2 separate regions of the Homo sapiens genome follow, and region 2 is linked to region 1. Evidence: read pairs that join two places in POLR2A ChIA-PET (ENCODE). Cell type or tissue: Caco-2. All regions are shown on one strand. Each heading gives the region's core, and the rest is flanking DNA. Links, peaks and the distances in the headings are about the cores only.

Region 1 (10,317 bases), core at 1,265-9,264:
CCCTTCTCTTAACTCAGACCCTCATTTCTTTTCTTTTCTTTTCTTTTTTTTTGAGACAAGGTCTCCCTTTGTCTACCAGGCTAGAGTGCAGTGGTGCGACCTCTGCTTACTGCAGCCTCTGCCTCCCAGGTTCAAGCGATTCTCTTGCTGCAGCCTTCTAAGTAGCTGGGATGAAAGGTGTGTGCCACCATGCCTGGCTAATTTTTGTATTTTTTATAGTAAAAGGGTTTTGCCATGTTGACCAGGCTGGTCTCAAACTCCTGGCCTCAAGTGACCCGCCCACATCGGCCTCCCAAATGCTGGGATTACAGGTGTGAGCCATTGTGGTGGCCCCAGACACTCCTTTCTATTGATTCCAGATTTTTAGATGATAACCAATTGCCAATCAGAAAATCTTTAATCTGTGATATGTAAAGCCTCTCCCCTCCCCCACTGTAGTTGACCCACCTTTCTGGACAGAACAGATGTATACTTCACAGATACTGAGATGATGTTATATGTTTCCCTAAAATACATAAAACTGGCCAGGCATGGTGGCTCACACCTGTAATCCCAGCACTCTGAAAGGCCAAAGTGGGCAGATCACCTGAGGTCAGGAGTTGGAGACCAGCATGGCCAATATGGTGAAACCCTGTCTCTACAAAAAATACAAAAATTAGCCAGGCATGGTGGCACACATGTCTACTGAAAATAGAAAAATTAGCCAGGCGTGGTGTTGCACACCTGTAATCCCAGCTACTTGGAGGCTGAGGTGGGAGAATTGCTTGAACCTGGGGGAGGCGGAGGTTGCAATGAGCAGAAATCGCACCACTGCTTTCCAGCCTGGGTGACAGAGTGAGACCAAGCTGTAACTCAACCACCATCGGCACATGTTATCAGGACCTGTTGAAACCGTGCCTTGGGCCATGGTCGTTCATTTTTGGCTCAGAATAAGTCTTTTTAAATATTTTACAGTTAGATCCATTTCATCGACAGTAATGAAAGAGTATATGCTCGTATTTACCCCCAGACACAAGTACTTTACTTATGTCAACTTCGGTGATGGTGACAAGCTGAAATTAAAGTCAAATGGTTGAATGTCAGAGCCTCCTCCCTTAACTGTGATATTACACAGCCCCTTTTGCATTCTAGTTTCAGAGTGTTACCTTTCTCTATATTCATTCTCCCAGAAGAGGTGGTCTTCATTGTTTTTTCAATCCAACCCGTTCCAATTGAATTTTATCTATTCCTGTTTCTTCTGTAACCTTGATTTACCTATTACATCCTTTGTAAGGTCCTCCTATAGTCTTTCCTAGCCTTGATCCCCTCCCCTTTTGTTTTTTCCTACATAAACGATAGGACCACAGTAACTGCTTAGCTCTGTGCCTCTCATGGTAGCCTAGCCTTCTTCTTTCTGTCCTCCTTTGGTTTATTTTTTATCATCCTCTCATTAAGTTTTACTGCCATTTCCTTACCAATTGCCTTTTTTTGTTTTGTTTTGTTTTTGAGACAGGGTTTTGCTCTTTCACCCAGGCTGTAGTGCAGTGGTGCAATCTGCTCCCTATGGCCTCAACCTCCCTGGCCCATGCTATCCTCTTAGGCGGGTGCCACCATGGCTGGCTAGATTTTACTTTTTATTTTGTAGAGACAGGGTATCCCTGTGTTGCCCAGGCTGGTCTCAAACTCCTGTCCTCAAGTGATCCTCCTGCCTTGGCCACCCATAGTGCTGGGATTACAGGTGTGGGCCACCTCACTCAGTGCCAACCAGATGCTTTATCTCTCTTTTATCTATCTCTCTTTTTTTTTGAGACAGAGTTTCGCTCTTGTTGCCCAGGCTAGAGTGCAGTGGCATGATCTCGGCTCATTGCAACCTCCGCCTCCCGGGTTCAAGCGATTCTTCTGCCTCAGCCTCCAGAGTAGCTGGGATTACAGCCATGCGCCACCATGCCCGGCTAATTTTGTATTTTTAGTATAGACGGGGTTTCTCCATTTTGGTCAGGCTGTTGTCAAACTCCTGACCAAAGGTGATCCGCCCGCCTCTGCCTCCCAAAGTGCTGGGATTACAGGCGTGAGCCACTGCACCCGGCCCTATATATCTCTTAATCCTTTGTTGTCTGGCTTGGTCCTGCATTCCTCCTGAGCAATATCTCTGAGGTGAGTTCCTAGTTGCCTGGACCAAAGATTCTTTTCCTGATGTTTATTCTCCCTTGTTCTGACTAACTCCCCCTTTCCCATCATCCTTGCTGGGAGGGATGTTGCACATGCTTGGCATACACGTACAACTGTGGAGAGTATAGCATCATGAAGCATCATGTACCTGTCACCCAATTTCAACAATTATCAATACTTCTCCATCTTTTTCAATATATTCCCTATTTTTTGTTGTTGTTGGCTTTTTTTTTTTTTTTTTTTTTTTTTTTGAGACAGGGTCTCACTCTGTTGCCCAGGCTGGCATGCAGTGGCATGGCTCACTGTAGCCTCGACTTCCCAGCTCAAAGTATTCTCCAACCTCAGCCTCCTGAGTAGCTGAGACTACAAGTGCACACTGCCATGCCCAGCTAATTTTTAAATTTATGTAGAGATGGGGTCTCACCACATTGCCCAGGCTGGTCTCAAAACTCTTGGGCTCAAGCTATCCTCCTGCCTCAGCCTCCCAAAGTGCTGGGATTAGAGGTGTGAGCCACTGCACCAGGCTGTTGTTGGCATATTTTAAAGCTAGATCTAGACATTGACACTGAGTGTTTAATTAATAAGAACATTCTTATGTTCTTATTAATTACACGCCTGTAATCTCAACACTTTGGGAGGCTGAGGTGGGTGGATCACGAGGTCAGGAGTTTGAGACCAGCCTGATCAACGTGGTGAAACCCTGTCTCTATTAAATATACAAAAATTAGCCAGGCATGGTGGCGGGCGCCTGTAATGCTAGCTACTTGGAAGGCTGAGGCAGGAGAATCGCTTGAAACCAGAAAGTGGAGGTTGCAGTGAGCCGAGATTGCGCCACTGCACTTCAGCCTGGGTAACAAGAGGGAAACTCCATCTCAAAAAAAAAAAAAAAAAAAAAAAAGAACATTCTATTTTATTTTTTTGAGACAAGGTCTCGCTCTGTTGCAGTGGCACAATCTCTGCTCATTGCAACCTTCACCTCCCAAGGCTCAAGTGATCCTCTCACCTCAGCCCCAGGAGTAGATGAAACCACAGGTGTGTGCCATCATGCCCAGCTAATTTTTGTATATTTTGTAGAGAGAGGGTTTTACCGTGTTGCCCAGGCTGGTCTCAAATTTATAAGCTCAACCAATCTGCCCACCTCAGCTTCCCAAAGGGCTGGGATTACAGGTGTGAGCCACCGCCCCTGGCCGATTTGTTTATGAATCTTATCAAGTCTGGCTTGTAAGGCTCTGTTTAGGGCAAAGTAGAATTTACTGATTGACCGAATCCATGCTCTCAGCCCAAATTTCTCCACCAGAGACGTGTGACCTGCCCTTATCTGTCAGTTGGCTCCTGTTTTAAATGTTTTAAAATTTTTCTTAGATTAAATGTTTAAAAAATTTCTTAGATGTTTAGAGGAAGACTATTTTTTTTCTAGTCAAAATCATGTGCCATAGCAGCATCTTAAATATCAATTTCATTTCAAAGGGACTTTGGCAAGCCTTTCTCCTTTGAAGGTCCACTTCTCTCTCTCTCTCTCTCTTTTTTGAGACAGGGTCTTGCTTGCTGTGTTGCTCAGGCTAGAGTGCAGTGGCGTGATTATGGTTCACTGCAGCCTCAACTGCCTGGGTGCAAGTGATTCCGCCCACCTTAGCCTCCCAAGTAGCTGGGACCACAGACATGTACCACTATGCCTGGCTAATTCTTTAATTATTGTAGAGATGGGGGTCTTGCTATGTTACCCAGGCTGGTCTTGAACTCCTGGGCTCAAGCAATCCTCCCATCTCTGCCTCCCAAAGTGCTGGGATTACAAGCATGAGGCACCATGCTGGCACTTCTCTTACTGTCCCATAAGTGGAATAGCAAAGAATGCCTTGTGAAGTATATAGTCAATACATTCCTTAATAGAAATCAACTGTGTAATAGTAGCAGCATCAACAAATAGCCTATTTATTTTTGAGACGGAGTCTCACTCTTGCCCAGGCTGGAGTGCAGTGGCATGATCTTGGCTTACTGCATTCTCTGCCTCCCACGTTTAAGCAATTCTACTGCCTTAACCTCCCTAGTAGCTGGGATTACAGGCGTATACCACCACACCTGGCAAATTTTTTGTATTTTTAGTAGAGAGGGGGTTTCACCATGTTGCCCAGGCTGGTCTCAAACTCCTGACCTCAGATGATCCACCATCCTCGGCCTCCCAAAGTGCTGGGATTACAGGCGTGTATTAATGGCGTGAACCACTGCGCCTGGCCGACAATAGCCCACTGAAATGGAAAGGGTTACTCTTTCACATTTAATGTGTCTAAATTTTATCTCCACTGATATTCTCCCCAGGTTATACTCTCCAGCTTCCTAACCTCTTATAAGGAATCTTGAATCTTAATGAGGGTAGAACATTTGGCTTTTTGTGCTTGCATAAATCTTTCATGTTACATAAATAACATGGAGAATATTTATGTCCCAGATATCTTAAATTTAGTAAGTTTGGTGTCTTACACTTGGTAACTCGGTGCCTCCCCTGAGTGCTTCAGATCCAAACTGATTCATCCCACTGCCTCACTTGATTCCACTTGATTATGGATGGGTCTTTGCATCTGGGTTATTCTAGCTTCCTCAGAGCTCTTCCCTTCCCTACTGTTTTATCCACTCATTGTAGATTTGGTTTATCCAGTTTTGTCTGTGAGGAATGCATGTTTTCTGGGCTTGGCGCCAAATTTTTACTTAACTTTTGGGTAAAACTGTATCCCAGCTGCTGTTCTAGAGATGAGCTCTCTGAAACCAGTTTTATTTGTTTAGGAACCAGATAGTACATATTATGGTGGAAGATGTTATACCCATATTGAAAATAAAAACAATCTTGCTCCAAGTGGAACACCGGTTGTCTGTATGAGAGCCAACGTACTGATAAGTACTGGGCAGTTTCAGCTACAGGAGCTTCCAAATGGGCTACAGATATGATAAGGCTATGTAGTATTTTTGTAAGAGATACTGTTTTGTATGTTTCACATCTATGTAGGATTTGTTTGTGATGTGCTGCTGTTGACTGATTGCCATGTTGTATGCTGTGTGAATCCTCACAGCACAGAGCTGTGGATGCCATTATGCCAGTTGTACAGATGAGAAACTAAGTGATTTGCTCCAGTTAAGTGGTGCTGTTAAACCAGGTATCTGACACCAAAGAGCTCCCACCCCATGATATACCTATGGCCTCTTCAGCAGTGTTGATAGTAAAAGCTGAAATATGTGTGGCATCTGGTTTTCAACCTGGGCTTGTGTTTGAGGAGGAGGTCACAATAGCACTCTAGGCCCTGGTTAGGGAAACCTGGAAAAGAAACCTCATGTGTCTTTTACTCTTTTATTGAGGTTTGAAGAGCAATACTTTACTAGCATAATTTATTTTACCTTCCAAATCATTTTCTTTTTTTTCTTTTTTTTTTTTTTTGAGATGGAGTCTCGCTCTGTCACCTAGGCTGGAGTGCAGTGGTGCAGTCTCTGCTCACTACAAGCTCCGCCTCCTGGGATCACGCCATTCTCCTTCCTCAGCCTCCTGTAGTAGCTAGGACTACAGGTGCCCACCACCACGCCTGGCTAATTTTTTATATTTTTTAGTAGAGACAGGGTTTCACTGTGTTAGCCAGGCTGCGATCTCCTGACCTCATGATCCACCTGCCTCTGCCTCCCAAAGTGCTGGGATTACAGGTGTGAGCCACCGTGCCTGGCCCCCCAAATAGTTTTCAAATCTGGCCTTTCCTCTGGCTTTTTAACTGGCCTTCTATTTTCAATCCCCTTTTATTCCGCCTTCCACATTTCTTCCAGCAAATTTTTTTTCTAGGCCATGTTTTGAATACAATGTGCTAAATACTGAGCCAGGTATCTTTATTGTAGAATTTATATTCCTTCACCACTTGATCCTCTTAAGAAAATTTGAAGGTAGGGAATATCTTCATTTTACAAGTGAGGAAACAAACTGTGGTCCAAAGAATTTAAGTAGCTTGCTGAAGCTCATGTAGCAAAATGAGCTGGTACTTGTTTTCAGTTTGAAACTGTTCTTTTAAGCATTAACATTCTATGCCACAGAGTGACCTTTATAAAAGACGGATCTGCTTATACCATTCTGCTCTTGCTTGGAGGCTAAAATCCTATCTCCTTAGCAGGTCTCCAGGTTGCCCTATGTTCTTGGCCCTGTTACTTCTCCAGGCTCATTTTCTACTCTTCTCCCATACTTCCTACTTTATGCTTTAGTAATACAGACTGCTTGGATTTCCTTGAAAACATTCTGCTTTCTTGTCTCTGAATCATTGTTCATGAAATTCCCTATCTTTTTTTAGGTGAGACAGAGTTGCTCTGTTACCCAGGCTGGAGTGCAGAAATGTGATCTCGGTTCATTGCAACCTCCACCTCCTGGGTTCAAGTGATTCTCCTGCCTCAGCCTCCCAAGTAGCTGGGATAACAGGCATGTGCCGCCATGCCCGGCTAATTTTTGTATTTTTAGTAGAGACGGGTTTCACCATGGTGGCCAGGCTGCTCTTGAACTCCTGACCTCAGGTGATCTGCCCGCCTCTGCCTCCCAAAGTGCTGGGATTATAGGCGTGAGCCACCACGCCCGGCCGAAATTCCCTTTTATCTTTTTCTTTTTTTTTTTTTGAAACAGAGTCTCACTCTTTTGCCCACCCTGGAGTGCAGTGTTGCAATCACGGCTCACTGCAGCCTCAACCTCCCAGGCTCAAGCAATCCTCCCACCTCAGCCTCCTGAGGAGTTGGGACCACAGGAGCATGCCACCATTCCTGGCTAATTATTTTATTTTATTTTTTGTTCCCTATGTTGCCCAGACTGGTCTTGAATTCCTATGCTTAAGCAGTCCTTCTGCCTCAGCCTCCCAAAGTGCTGGAATTACAGGTGTGGGTCATCACGCCTGGCTTGGCTGATTTTTTTTATTATTTATTTATTGTTGAGACAAGGTCTCACTTTGTTGCCTAGGCTGGAGTGCAGTGGCGCAATTGTGGCTCACTGCAACTTTGACTTCCTGGGCCCAAGCAATCCCCCCACCTCAGCCTCCCAAGTAACTGGGACTATAGGTGTGTGGCACCCTGCCCAGTTAATTTTTTTTTTTTCCCCCTGAGACCGAGTCTCACTCTGTCGCCCAGGCTGGAGTGCAGTGGTGTGATATTGGCTCACTGCAACCTCTGCCTCCTGGGTTCAAGCGATTATCGTGCCTCAGCCTCCCAAGTAGCTGGGACTACAGGTATGAGCCACCACACCCAGCTAATTTTTGTATTTTTATTCTTTAAATTTTTTAAATTTTATTTTTTTTTGAGATGGAGTCTTGCTCTTGTTGCCCAGGCTGGAGTGCAGTGGCGTGATCTCGGCTCACTGCCACCTCCACCTCCTGGGTTCAAGCAATTCTCCCGCCTCAGCCTCCCAAGTAGCTGGGATTACAGGCACCCACCACCATGTCTGGCTAATTTTTGTATATTTAGTAGAGACTAAATAAACATGTTGGCCAGGCTGGTTTTGAACTCTGGACCTCAGGTGATCTGCCCGCCTGGGCCTCTGAAAGTGCTGGGATTATAGGCGTGAGCCACTGTGCCCTGCCATTTTTTGTATTTTTAGTACAGACAGGGTTTCACCATGTTGGCCAGGCTGGTCTTGAACTCCTGACCTCAGGTGAGGAGGTCACCCGCCTTGGCCTCCCAGAGTGCTGGGATTACAGGCATGAGCCACCATGCCTGGCCAGCTAATTTTTTTGTTTGTTTGTTTTGTAGAGATGGGGTCTCCCTATGTTGCCTAGGCTGGTCTCAAAGTCTGTGCTCAGCGATCCTTCTGCCTTGGCTTCCCAAAGTTCTGGGATTACAGGTGTAAGCCACCACACCCAGCTTGATATTTTGTAGAGATGAGGTCTCACTTTGTTGCCCAGGCTGATCTCAAACTCTTGGACTCAAGCCATTCTCCCACCTCAGCTTCCCAAAATGCTGGATTATAGGCATGAGCCACCGAGTCTGGCCAGAAATTTCTTATCTTTGAAGTCATTCCCAGGCAATACCTCTGCCTACCCCATTCCCTGGACATTACCTAACTGTCCAATTCTTTCTTCAAAACTCTCTTTGAGCCTCACTCTTAGTGTTTTTTTGCCTTTCCTGACCTGTCGTGTGTATCTTTGTGTCTCCAGTAGAGAGTAGTTTTTTAATAAGTCTTTGTTGAGCTGAACAGAATTTTTGGAGATGTGACTCTCTAGAATTAGACATTCCAGAGACCACCAAAGCTTCCACATTGGTAAGCTGTTTTGTAAATTTAAAAAACCTGAGTAGGTAAGGGTCAGTTTCTGACCTGAAGGATGTAAACGTATTAACAAGAGCATGTTTAGATTTTGGCACCTGGCTGTATTAGAACTATCTTTGTAGAACCATCTTCTTCCTCCTTTTTAAACTTCTATTACTATTTAATATTCATTTTTGGACTAGTACCCTAGGAGACTGTTCCTTATTTTAATGGCTTTCATTTCATGTGGTGCTTTCCAAGTATTGGTTCTCATCCATCCCATCTACTTTTTCTCTGAAGCTTCATAGAACAGCCTGATCCAAGCCCTGAGAGCCTCTTTATGTCAGGGTGCATAGAATGTGCATTTTAGTAGAAGGACCTCCTGGTTTTTGCCACGGTTCCCTCCCCGGTGTGTTCATCAAAGATCATCAGGGTCAGTAGTTAGAAAGTAATAATACCGTAGCATTTGCTTTATCATTTTGCTGAGAAGGGTTTATTTTTTATTTATTTTTTTCTGTGTTTAAGCATTTGGTAATATATTTAGTGAGTTTTAACTAATTGTTAAGCCTGCAGATAATGAAAGTGTTGACTCTCACTGACACTGGAAAAGGCCCAGGTGTGGGAGGATTAGTTATTAGGTGGTAGACTATCAGCTTGTTCTCCACAGATCAAGATGATCCCTTTTCTTTCACTGAGGTTTCTCTTAAATAATTCCTTAAATGTCCTGTGGTTATTTGTAAATCTTTTTTAAAACATGCCACTTCCTGTCAAGTTTAGAAGGCAGCCCAGAGGGGGACAACTTTTGGAAAGCAAAATTAAATAATTGATTTAGGTATCAATGGGCTTTTCAGGGTTTTGAGTCTGCTGGCTATAGTATTTTAATCCTGATGTTAATGGCTTGTATAGATACAAACCCTTCTCAAGGGTTTGAGGCTGCTCCCAGTGCCTGGTAAAGCCTTAGGAAATCTCAGGCCAGGCTTCTTTTCTATTCTTCTCTTAAATTGCGATGAAGCAGTATGTCTCTGCCTTACACAGGAAAACAGGGAGTGCTTCACTTTGGGCCACAGAATACATTAGATTTGGAGTCCTCCATTAGATGTAACTGAAGATAGGAGGTTTCTTTTCTATTCTTCTCTTAAATTGCAGTGAAGCAATATGTCTCTGCCTTATGCAGGAAAACAGGGAATGCTTCACTCTGGGCCACAGAATACATTAAATTTGGAGTCCTGTAACTGAAGATAGGAGGTTTGTTATCTACATGTAAACATAGAGTCAGGTGTTAGGAATGGAGAGACTGGATAGGAGGAGGTATAAGGGGAGCTCTTGGGGTCTGCCCTTTCCTTTAGCCTTCTAAATAAGGCAAATCAGTATTACTAGGATTCAGCAAAACTTAGACATTGGCTTCTTGGCTTAACTATATAGCCTGTTGAAGACACTGGCTCAGGCCAGGTGCAGTGGCTCACACCTGTAATCCCAGCACTTTGGGAGGCTGAGGTGGGTGGATGGCTTGAGCCCAGGAGTTCAAGACCAGCTTGGGCCAGATGGTGAAACCACATCTCTGTTTATTTTTTTAATTTTCTGTTTATTAAATTTTTAAAATTAAAAAAAGAAAGAAACTGGCTCAAATATAATAGGGGAAAAAGTTAAGAGAGAGCAGTCACAGCTTTGCAGGAGCATGTAGTGCATGTTATTTATATGTTAGGATGCTGTTAAGAAACAGCTTTTCATTTGAAGATCATATGTTTGATTCTTTTCTGTAAGTTCAAATGAGGGAAGCCTTATTTCTTCCCATTTTGTTCATCACACTCCTGAAGTCAGTGTCTAGACCTGAGATTAGAACAAAGAGGCCTTTTCACTCCTGTGCACTACTCACTACTCAGTCTAATTGCTAGTCCTCAGGTGCTTGGGGAAGCCTGCATGAGTTGCTAGAATGT
Region 2 (10,317 bases), core at 1,615-9,614, 50 kb before region 1:
CGGTGGCTCACACCTGTAATTCCAGCACTTAGGGAGGCTGAGGCAGGTGGATCATTGAGCCTAGGAGTTCAAGACCAACCTGGGCAACATAGTGAGACTCTATCAGTATAAAAAATAATAAAAATAAAAATAATTCTTACAGCCAGGCGTGGTAGCTCACGCCATAATCCCAGCACTTTAGGGGGGCAAGGCAGGTGGATCACCTGAGGTCGAGAGTTCGAGACCAGCCTGGCCAGCATGACAAAACCCCATCTCTACTAAAAAATTACAAAAATTAGCCAGGTGTGGTGGTGCATGCCTGTAATCCCAGCTACTCAGGAGCCTGAGGCATGAGAATTGCTTGAACCCAGGAGGCGTAGGTTGCAGTGAGCCGAGATCACACCACTGCACTCCAGCCTAGGCAACAGAGTGAGATTCTGTCTCAAAAAATAATAATAATAAAAATAAAATTAATAATAATTTTTTAAATTAAAAAAAGAGAGGGCCTACAGAAGAATGGCTTTGTTGAATGGAACAAATTCAAAGGTCAGAGACCCACCACACCAACCGAAGTAAATACTTCTACCATGGGCGTATCCCTCTTGGAGATGTTGCCAGATACAGCCTGGGGTACCCAGTTAGGCCTGGGAGCCAAAGTCATCAAGACGGGAGTTTCTAGGTGTAGAGGGTGTCATGGGCTCTTACCGTGGGGAAGTTCTTCATCCCTTAGAGGTGGCGATGTCTCTGTGTGAAAAGTCTCATGATGTTCCTGAGGGGAGCCCCCTCTGCCCTGCTCCTGCTTCAGCAGGTCCAGGCTTCTGACAAGATAGCCTTTTGTGAAGTCACAAAGCTGGTTGCCTCCCCACAGGACCAGGGACCAGGACAACCAGGGACTAGTGGGCATGACTTTAGGGGAGAAGGGACTTCACAAGCAGCCTGTAGGCTCTGGAGAGGGGTGTGGGGTCTGGAGGGGCTCACTGGACCAGTCTCAGGCTGTAGTGGGTGAGGAGGGTTATTGGAGACTCAGGATGGGATCAGTTTCTCATGTCTCAGTCATCGCCAAAAGATAAGAACAGTTGGGGCCTGAGCCTGTATTCCTTGACCATTATCCCATCCGTTGAGACCCTAGGGCCAGAGGAGCACCCTTGCCCCTTTTGAATATATATAAGGGTCCTGATCACTGATGTTCTGGGTCATCCCTGGAAAAAGGAGGTTAAGGCCCCTGAGCCAGGGACCAGATCTTCTCCTCAGTGCCATCCCTCTGTGACCATTCAGTTTCTTTTCTTTTTTCTTTTTCTTTTCTTTCTTTTTTTTTTTTTTTTTTTTGAGATGGAGTTTCACTCTTGTCGCCCAGGCTGGAGTGCAGTGGTGTGATCTTGGCTCACTGAGACCTGCACCTCCCGGGTTCAAGCGATTTTCATGCCTCAGCCTCCTGAGTAGCTGGGATTACGGGTGTCCGCCACCACACCTGGCTAATTGTTGTATTTTTAGTAGAGACGGGGTTTCACCATGTTGGCCAGGCTGGTGTCGAACTCCTGACCTCAAACGATCCACCTGCCTTGGCCTCCCAAAGTGCTGGGATTACAGGCATAAGCCACTGCACCTGGCCTGACCATCCATTTTCTACCTGTTTCCTGGGCAAGCACATTCTGCCAAATTCTGCTACATTGAAAAGTGGCCCTGGTAGCCTTGGGGCACCCCTACCTGTTGGATTACGCAGAGGAAGAAGAGTGTCAAGAGAAGAAAGTGGAGCGCTCAGTGCCCACTCTCTCCAGAGGGTAGAGACTCCCACCTCCTGAAGAGGCAATTCAGGGGAGAAAACAGAAAACAACCCGGGGAGAAAGTGTCATTCCACAAAATGTGGAAACTCAGTTACTGCCTTGGAAGGTCACACTTCGTAAGCGGGGCATGGGGGCAGCCACTGAATGGAAACCTTGTTTTAAAAACAAGTTGCAAGGCATGGGTGGCTCACGCCTATAATCCCAGCACTTTGGGGGGCCGACGTGGGCAGATCACCTGAGGTCAGGATTTCAAGACCAGCCTGGCCAACATGGTGAAACCCCGTCTCTACTAAAAATAGAAAAAATCAGCTGGGCACTCCTGTAATCCCAGCTACTCGGGAGGCTGAGGCAGGAGAATCGCTTGAACCCCAGAGGCAGAGGTTGCAGTGAGCCAAGATCATGCCACTGCACTCCAGCCTGGGCGACAGAGAGAGACTCCCTCAAAAAAAAAAAGAAAAAAAGAAAAAAAAGAAAATCAAATGAACAAAAATGTGTCTTAAGTTAGGATTCCCGAGCCCTTGCCCTGTGCCTGGCCCTGTACCCTGTGTCTTCAGTGCTGCGGAGAATGCAGCACAGACCCTGCCCTCAAGGCTTACAGTCTAAGGCCTGAATGACTATGCCCAGCTCCCTCCCTTAAAATGAAGGCTGCTATTCCCAGAAGTCAGGGGCAGCCTGGAACCCAAGAGCCTTGTATCCCTGTCCAGGGCATTACATTTCATGAAGGCAAGAACAGACCAAATCCTGTGGACTTTTGGCAGGTAAGCTAAGACAGCATCTCACTGCCTCTCAGGGTCTGCAGGTCTGGGTCTTGGTGTCATTAATTCTGTTGAGAGTTGCTCACCACCATGTGTCTCCTCCAGACCAAGGAGACATCTTGGCTATTTTGTATTCAAGCCATGCCTCCACTGAGGGTTTCTGCTGTCTGCTCTATGGAGCCAGCAGGCATCCTGTGGGACAGGTCTGGTGTGAGGTACAAGAGACTAGAGGTGACCCTGGGCAAGTTTCCTCATACATCCCCCATAAGGAGGGCTTTACTAGATCTATGATTTTCTTTCTTTCTTTCTTTCTTTTTTTTTTTTTTTTTTTTTTGAGACAGAGTCTTGCTCTGTTGCCCAGGCTGGAGTGCAGTGGTGCGATCTTGGCTCACGGCAACCTCCACCTCCCCGGTTCAAGTGATTCTCCTGCCTCAGCCTCCCGAGTAGCTGGGCACACGCCACCATGCCCAGCTAATTTTTGTATTTTTAGTAGAGATGGGGTTTTGCCATGTTGGCCAGGCTGGTCTTTAACTCGACCTCGTGATCCACCCACCTCGGCCTCCCAAAGTGCTGGGATTACAGGCGTGAGCCACTGTGCCTGGCCTAGATCCATGATTTTCAAATTATATTAGTATTATGATTTTACCACAGAGTCTTTTTAGTCCCACTGAAATCTTGTATACCTCTTCATTAAGTAGAGAAAAGGAATGATGCAAGGGATTCTAGGTCATGATGTGGCAGAAAAACTCCTAGTGTTACAAGGAATGCAGTTTAAAAACCATGCACCAGCCGGCTGAGCACGATGGCTCATGCCTGTAATCCCAGCATTTTGGGAGTCCGAGGCGGGCAAATCACAAGGTCAGGAGTTCAAGACCAGCCTGGGCAATACGGTGAAATCTCTCTACTAAAAATACAAAAAAAATTAGCCGGGTGTGCTGGCGGGTGCCTGTAATTCCAGCTACTCCGGAGGCTGAGGCAGGATAATTGCTTGAACCTGGGAGGCGGAGGTTTCAGTGAGCAGAGGTCGAGCCACTGTACTCCAGCCTGGGCGACAGTGTGAGACTCCGTCTCAAAAAAAAAAAACCATGTACCACATGGCTTCCAGACCCTTTCAGGTGCTGTGAATCTGTGACTGCAAAGTCCAGATTATGAAAGATGGGAACAGGACAAAGAATGCCACATGTAGTGGCCACCTCAAGAGTTCTGCTCTGAATATTTCCGCTGCAACTACTCATTCCTGGTTCCAGTTCAGCTTATTTCCAGCCACCAGCGTGTCCCCAGCCCACCTCTCACCTGGCCCTCTGCTCCTACCTTTGTTCCTCTCTTGCAGGCTCTGAAATCAGCATCTAGGCCTTAGGGGCTCAAAGCCCACATGGGTTCTAAGTCAGGAGTACAACAGTCACCTCTCTGTACCTGAATCCAATAGGCAGGAGACAGGAGGCTTTCTCCAGGTAACATTCATCTTTGCCTAACTCTCTTCCGAGATCCCTGTAGTCTCTGGAATTGTCCTGGTCCTTTTTTGGATGCAGGGCATATTTGATTTCATGGGGCTGCCAACCTCACCTGCCAGAAGATGCTCAGGACAGCCAGGATGCAGTATAAAACCTGCCCTCTCCAATTTCTTTTCTCCTAAGATACAGATCAGAGGGAAGACGGGCAAGATGGGCTTCCCACCCCACAAGGCAGGCATGTCTGAATTCTATGAGCTTTTGTTTCAAATAATTTATGAGAAGCATCAGGGCCTTGGCTCATTCTAAGAGCAAGTCAGGAGAGCAGAGTTATGGTGCCGTGAGCCTTGTTGCAGGGAAAGGGAGCTGCATTATAGCTGAGAGCAAAGGCTGCTCTCTGCCTTGTGGCTAGCAAGGCATGGCAAAGAAAAGCGGACATTCCCTAGGGCCAGGCATGGTGAACGAACAAGACAAGCTGACAGGCTAGTACAAGGTTCTCAACCCTGGCTGCAATTCAGATCACCTGCAGAGCCTTTATGAACCTCTAGTGTCAAGACCCTACCCCAGTTCAATTAAGTCAGAATCTCTAGGGCACAGGCAACAATGTTTTCCAAAGCTCCCCAGATAACGAATACTCCACTAAGGCAGAGAACCTCTGGTCTAGGAGGAAAGACTGGCATTAAACAGGATGTGGGCGGGCCGGGTGTGGTGGCTCACTCCTGTAATCCCAGTACTTTGGGAGGCTGAGGCGGGCAGATCACCTGAGGTCAGGAGTTCAAGACCAGCCCAGCCAACATGGTGAAACCCTGTCTCTACTAAAAATACAAAAATTAGCTGGGTGTGGTGGCAGGTGCCTGTATTTTTAGTCTCCACTAAAAATACAAAAATTAACCAGGCGTGGTGGCAGGCACCTGTAATCCCAGGTACTCAGGAGGCTGAGGCGGGAGAATCATTTGAACCTGGGAGGCAGAGGTTGCAGTGAGCCGAGATTGCGCCATTGCACTCCAGACTGGGGGACAAGAACAAGACTTTGTCTCAAAAAAAAAAAAAAAAAAAACAGGATGTGGGCATGATGACCTTTACCCTGAGGTGGGGCCTAGAGGCCTAAAATGTGGGGTGTGGTAAGCTGGACCTTTCTGCTCCTGGAGGCCACAGGGCTCCTTCTTACCCACCCCTGCACATCCTCCATACACATCCCACACACACACCCAGCACCTATTGTGGGGAAAGCAAAACAGAAGGCTCAGGAACCCAGCTCCAGGGAGGGGAAGAAGCATGCACTCTAGGTTAGAATCACGACCCTGAACTCTCTAGTTGTGTGGCCCTGGCAACCTTTGAGCCTCAATTCCTCCTCTGTAAAATGGACATAGTAGGCCGGGCACGATGGCTCATGCCTGTAATCCCAGCACTTTGGGAGGCCAAGGGGGTGGATCACTTAAGGTCAGGAGCTCAAAACCAGCCTTTCCAACATGGTGAAAGCCTGTCTCTACTAAAAATACAAAAATTAGTTGGGTGTGGGTGGCGTGTGCCTGTAATCCCAGCTACTTGGGATGCTGAGGCAGGAGAATTGCTTGAACCTGGGAGGCGGAGGTTGCAGTGAGCCAAGATCACGTCACTGCACTCCAGCCTGGGCAACAGAGCAAGGCTCTGTCTCAAAAAAAAAAAAATGGAGGTAGTAATACCTGCTTTGAGGGTGGTTGCAAGGAGGGCAACGGGAAGCACTGGCTTACAGAAAGGGCTCCAGAGATGAAGCTGCTAGCAGCAGCAACCACAGCCCCAGCTCCCTCTGTCAGCTTGGACAAAGCTCTAATGATCATCCACCCAGTCCCCTTGTTTTTCACGTGAAGACCTCAGTGTCCAAAGGAGAGAGGTTTGCTCCAGACACGCAGCCAGCAAGAATCTTAATCTCCCAGGCAGCTTCACATCACAGCAGTTTTTTTGTATTGAACTTTAGCTTTCATCTCTCAGCAAAACTCCTAAAATTACTATAGGGGCTTCTTCTCTCTCTCTGTCTTTTTTTTTTTTTTTTTTTTTTTACTCTGTCACCCGGGCTAGAGTGCAGTGGCACGATCATAGCTCGCTGCAGTCTCAACCTACCAGGCTCAGGCAAATCTCCAACCTTAGCCTCCCTAGTATCTAGGACTACAGGCACACGCCACCATGCCCAGCTAGTTTTTTTTATATATTGTTTATTTTTTGTAGAGACAGGGTCCCACTGTATTGCTCTGATTACAGGTGTGAGCCACCCTACCCAGCCTACTGGGGCTTCTAAAGCAGCAAGCAGGGATTTAAAAATACCTTTAGGCTATCTTATCTGAGATGCCTGATTGATCCTTGAAGTAGAAGGTGTGTTCAGCCAGTCTGACCACTTGGCTCCAGTCCCCTTTGATGTTCCTGATACAGAGAAGAAGGTTCATTACCTCAGTGGCAAGGGTGTGGCCATCCCAAGGCTGATGATTACATAAGAAGATGCCACTCTGCCTGGGCTGAGGTTAGGAAGTGGGTAGGGTAGGTAGGGAAGAGAGATGCTGGGTTTTCCATATAAGCCTTTTTTGTATTCTTTGACCTTTTTTTTTTTTTTGAGACGGAGTTTCGTTCTTGTTGCCCAGTCTGGAGTGCAATGACGCGATCTCGGCTCACCGCAACCTCCTCCTCCTGAGTTCAAGCGATTCTCCTGCCTTAGCCTCCTGAGTAGCTGGGATTACAGCCTAATGCCACCATCATACCCGGCTAATTTTGTATTTTTAGTAGAGATGAGATTTCTCCATGTTGGTCAGGCTGGTCTCAAACTCCCAACCTCAGGTGATCCGCCCACCTTGGCCTTCAAAAGTGCTGGGATTATAGGCGTGAGCCACCGCGTCCGACATATTCTTTGCCTTTTAAGCCACTGAGTATACATGGCTTTTTTTTTCTTTTTTGAAACAGAGTCTCACACTGTCACCCAAGGTGGAGTGCATGGCACAATCGCAGTTTACTGTAGCCTTAATCTCCATGCTCAAGTGACCTCCCACCTCAGCCACCCAAGTAGCTGGGAATACAAATGCATGCCACCATGCCCAGCTAATTTTTGTATTTTTTGTGGAGACAAAGTTTCGCCATGTTGCACAGGCTGGTCTCGAACTCCTGGGCTCAAGCAATCCGCCTGCCTCAGCCTCCCAAAGTGCTGGGATTACAGGCATGAGCCACTGCACCTGGCTGAGCATGTACCACTTTAATAAAAATAAAATTACACTGAAAAGTAAAGCATAGGCCAGGTGCAGTGGCTCGTGCCTGTAATCCCAGCACTTTGGGAAGCCAAAGCAGGCAGATCACCGGAGGTCAGGAGCTTGAGACCATCCTGGCCAACATGGTGAAACACCATCTCTACCAAAAATACAAAAATTAGCCAGATGTGGTGGCAGGCTCCTGTAATCCCAGCTACTTGGGAGGCTGAGGCATGAGAATCGCTTGAACCCAGAAAGTGGACTTTGCAATGAGCTAAGATCGCACCACTGCACTCCAGCCTGGGGGATAGAGCGAGACTCTGTCTCCAAAAAAAAAAAAAAGAAAGAAAAGAACAGTAAAGCTATACATGTCACTATATATTTGTCAAAACCTATAGATATACAACACCAAGAGTGAACCCTAATGTAGACTATGGATTATGGTCGATAATGATATATCAGTGTGGGTTCATTGATTGTAACAAATGTACCACTCTGTTGTAGGATGTTGATAATGGAGGAGGACGTGCATGTGTGAGAGCAGGGGCATATGGGAACTCTGTACTTTCTGCCCAATTTTGCTATTAACTTAAGATTGCTCTAAAAAAAAGTAGTACAGCTGACTCTTGTGTGGGGGTTAGGGGTGCTGACCCCCCACCACAGTAGAAAATCCATGTATAACTTTTTTTTTTTTGAGACAGTCTTACTGTGTCACCAAAGGCTAGGGTGCAGTGGCACAATCTCAGCTCACTGTAACCTCCGCCTCCCAGGCTCAAGCGATTATCCTGCCTCAGCCTCTCAAGTAGCTGGGATTACTGGTGCCCACCACCATGCCTGGCTAATTTTTGTAGTTTTAGAAGAGATTGAGTTTCACCATGTTGGCCAGGATGGTCTCCAACTCCCGACCTCAGGTGATCCGCCTGCCTCGGCCTCCCAAAGTGCTGGGATTACAGGCATGAGCCACTGCACCTGGCCCCGTGTATAACTTTAGATTCCCCCAAAACTTAGCTACTGATAGCTTACTTTTGACCAGAAGCCTTACTGCTAGCATAAATAGTCAATTAACACATATTTTGTATGTTGTATGTATTATATTCTGGTTTTTCTTTTTTTTTTTTTTGAGATGGAATTTCGCTCTTATTGCCCAGTCTGGAGTGCAGTGGCACAATCTCGGCTCACCGCAACCTCTGCCTCCCAGGTTCAAGCAATTCTCCTGCCTCAGCCTCCCCAGTAGCTGGGATTACAGGCATATGCCACCACATACCGCTAATTTTTGTATTTTTAGTAGAGACGGGGTTTTGCCATGTTGGCCAGGCTAGTCTCGAACTCCTGATCTCTGGTGATCCGCCCACCTCAGCCTCTCAAAGTGCTGGGATTACGGGCATGAGCCACCAAGCCCGGCCTATATACTGTATTGTTAGAATAAAGTAACTAAGGAAAATAAAATGGTGGCTGGGGCCAGGTGCGGTGGCTCAGGCCTGTAATCCCTGCACTTTGGGAGGCTGAGGTGGGTGGATCACCTGAGGTTGGGAGTTTGACACCAGACTGGCAAACATGGCAAAACTCTGTCTCTACTAAAAACACAAAAATTAGGTGGGCATGGTGGCAGGCACCTGTAATCCCAGCTACTCAGTAGGCTGAGGCAGGAGAATGGCTTGAACCCTGGAGGTGGAGGTTGCAGTGAGCGGAGATGGTGCCACTGCACTACAGCTTGGGTGACAGAGCCAGAAAGAAAAAATAAATAAATAAAAAAGAAGGAAAAGGAAATGGCAGCTCTGGGAGGCTGAGGCGGGAGGATCCCTTGAGGCCAGAAGTTTGAGACCAGCCTGGGCAACACAGCAAGACCCCGTCTCTACAAAAAGGAAAGAGAAAGAAAAAGTTAAGAAAATCAAGCCAGGCATGGTGACCCTCCTATAGTCCCAGATACTCAGGAGGCTGAGGCAGGAGGATCTGAGCTCAGGAGTTTGAGGCTGTATGGCAACATAGTGAAACCATGGCTGTAAAAAAATTAAAGGAAGGAAGGAAGAAAGGAAGGAAGGAAGGAAAGAAAGAAATTCATAAGAGAATATATATTTACAGTACTCTATTGATCAATATCATAAGTTTACATTATCTGTTTACAATGATGTCCGACTGAAATGAGGGGTAACCACAGCCGCAAACCTCAATTAAGGAATTCAACTTTTTCTTGTAATGTCATGACTTTTCTCTGCTTCTTGGGAGCGTTTCCAGCATCAGTAGTGGTACTTCATATGGGTCCCATGGTGTTATTCGAAGTTTACGGTATTGCACTTAACAAGATGAAAAATACAAGAGAATTGAGGGAGGTCACTTTTAGTGCTATACACAATTTACTGGAGAGACAAATCGCTCATGTGATAATTAGCAGCACATGATGTTTTAAGCTTCAGCTCACAACAGCAACAGGAAGTGGCTAGGAAATTATTGCAGTAGTACAGTACATACTACAGTTAATTTTATGCAGTTATGATTTATTTATTTATTTATTTATTTATTATTTAATTATTTAAGACTGGATCTTCTCTCTCTATCATCCAGGCCGGAGTATGGTAGTGCAACTATGGTTCACTGCAGCCTCAATCTTTTGGACATGCTCAATCCTCTTGCCTCAGCCTCCCTAGTAGCTGGGACTATAGGCACACACTACCACGCCCAGCCTGTGTGTGTGTGTGTAGAGATGGGCTCTGCCTACATTGCCCAGGCTGGTCTCAAATTCCTAGGCTCAAGTGATCCTCCTGCCTTAGCCTCCCAAAATGCGTTCATTACAGGCATGAGCCACTGCACCCAGCCAATTATGATTTAACACTGCATCTTTACATTCGTTCACATTTCTCTTGGCTGTAAATGGTGCTATATACAGTCTTTAAGTGTTTGTACATATAAGGTTTTGTTTTGTTTTGTTTTGTTTTTTTGAGATGGAGTCTCGATCTATTGCCCAGGCTGGAGTGCAGTGGCGCAATCTCGGCTCACTGCAATCTCCGCCTCCAAGGTTCAAGTGATTCTCGTGCCTCAGCCTCCCAAGTAGCTGGAATTACAGACGTGTACCACCACGCCTGGCTAATTTTTGTATTTTTAGTAGAGACTGGGTTTCACCATGTTGGCCAGGTTGGTCTCGAACTCCTGACCTTAG

Evidence for each region. Peaks named below come from ENCODE experiments on the same cell type or tissue, not always from the same donor. Only the 100,000 strongest peaks of a DNase experiment are listed, where the experiment ranks them.
Region 2: POLR2A ChIA-PET joins it to region 1 with 10 read pairs; 13 of 35 experiments call an interaction of 5 or more read pairs at or near these places.

What each region holds. Positions count from the first base shown.
Region 1 is chr3:51,554,809-51,565,125 of GRCh38, forward strand. All of the region lies in intron 2 of RAD54L2 (RAD54 like 2), which reads left to right. Among named protein-coding and RNA genes, the nearest start is that of RAD54L2, 21 kb to the left of the region's middle. RefSeq lists an enhancer at 304-1,242. In Caco-2, for the core only: no CTCF peak of the experiment used is centred there; a DNase peak (open chromatin) is centred at 5,365.
Region 2 is chr3:51,504,841-51,515,157 of GRCh38, forward strand. It overlaps LOC105377085 (a long non-coding RNA gene), which reads left to right and starts at 2,230. Exons shown (of 3, transcript XR_940835.3): 1 at 2,230-2,518. It also overlaps a transcript of DCAF1 not described here. In Caco-2, for the core only: no CTCF peak of the experiment used is centred there; DNase peaks (open chromatin) are centred at 5,071 and 6,331.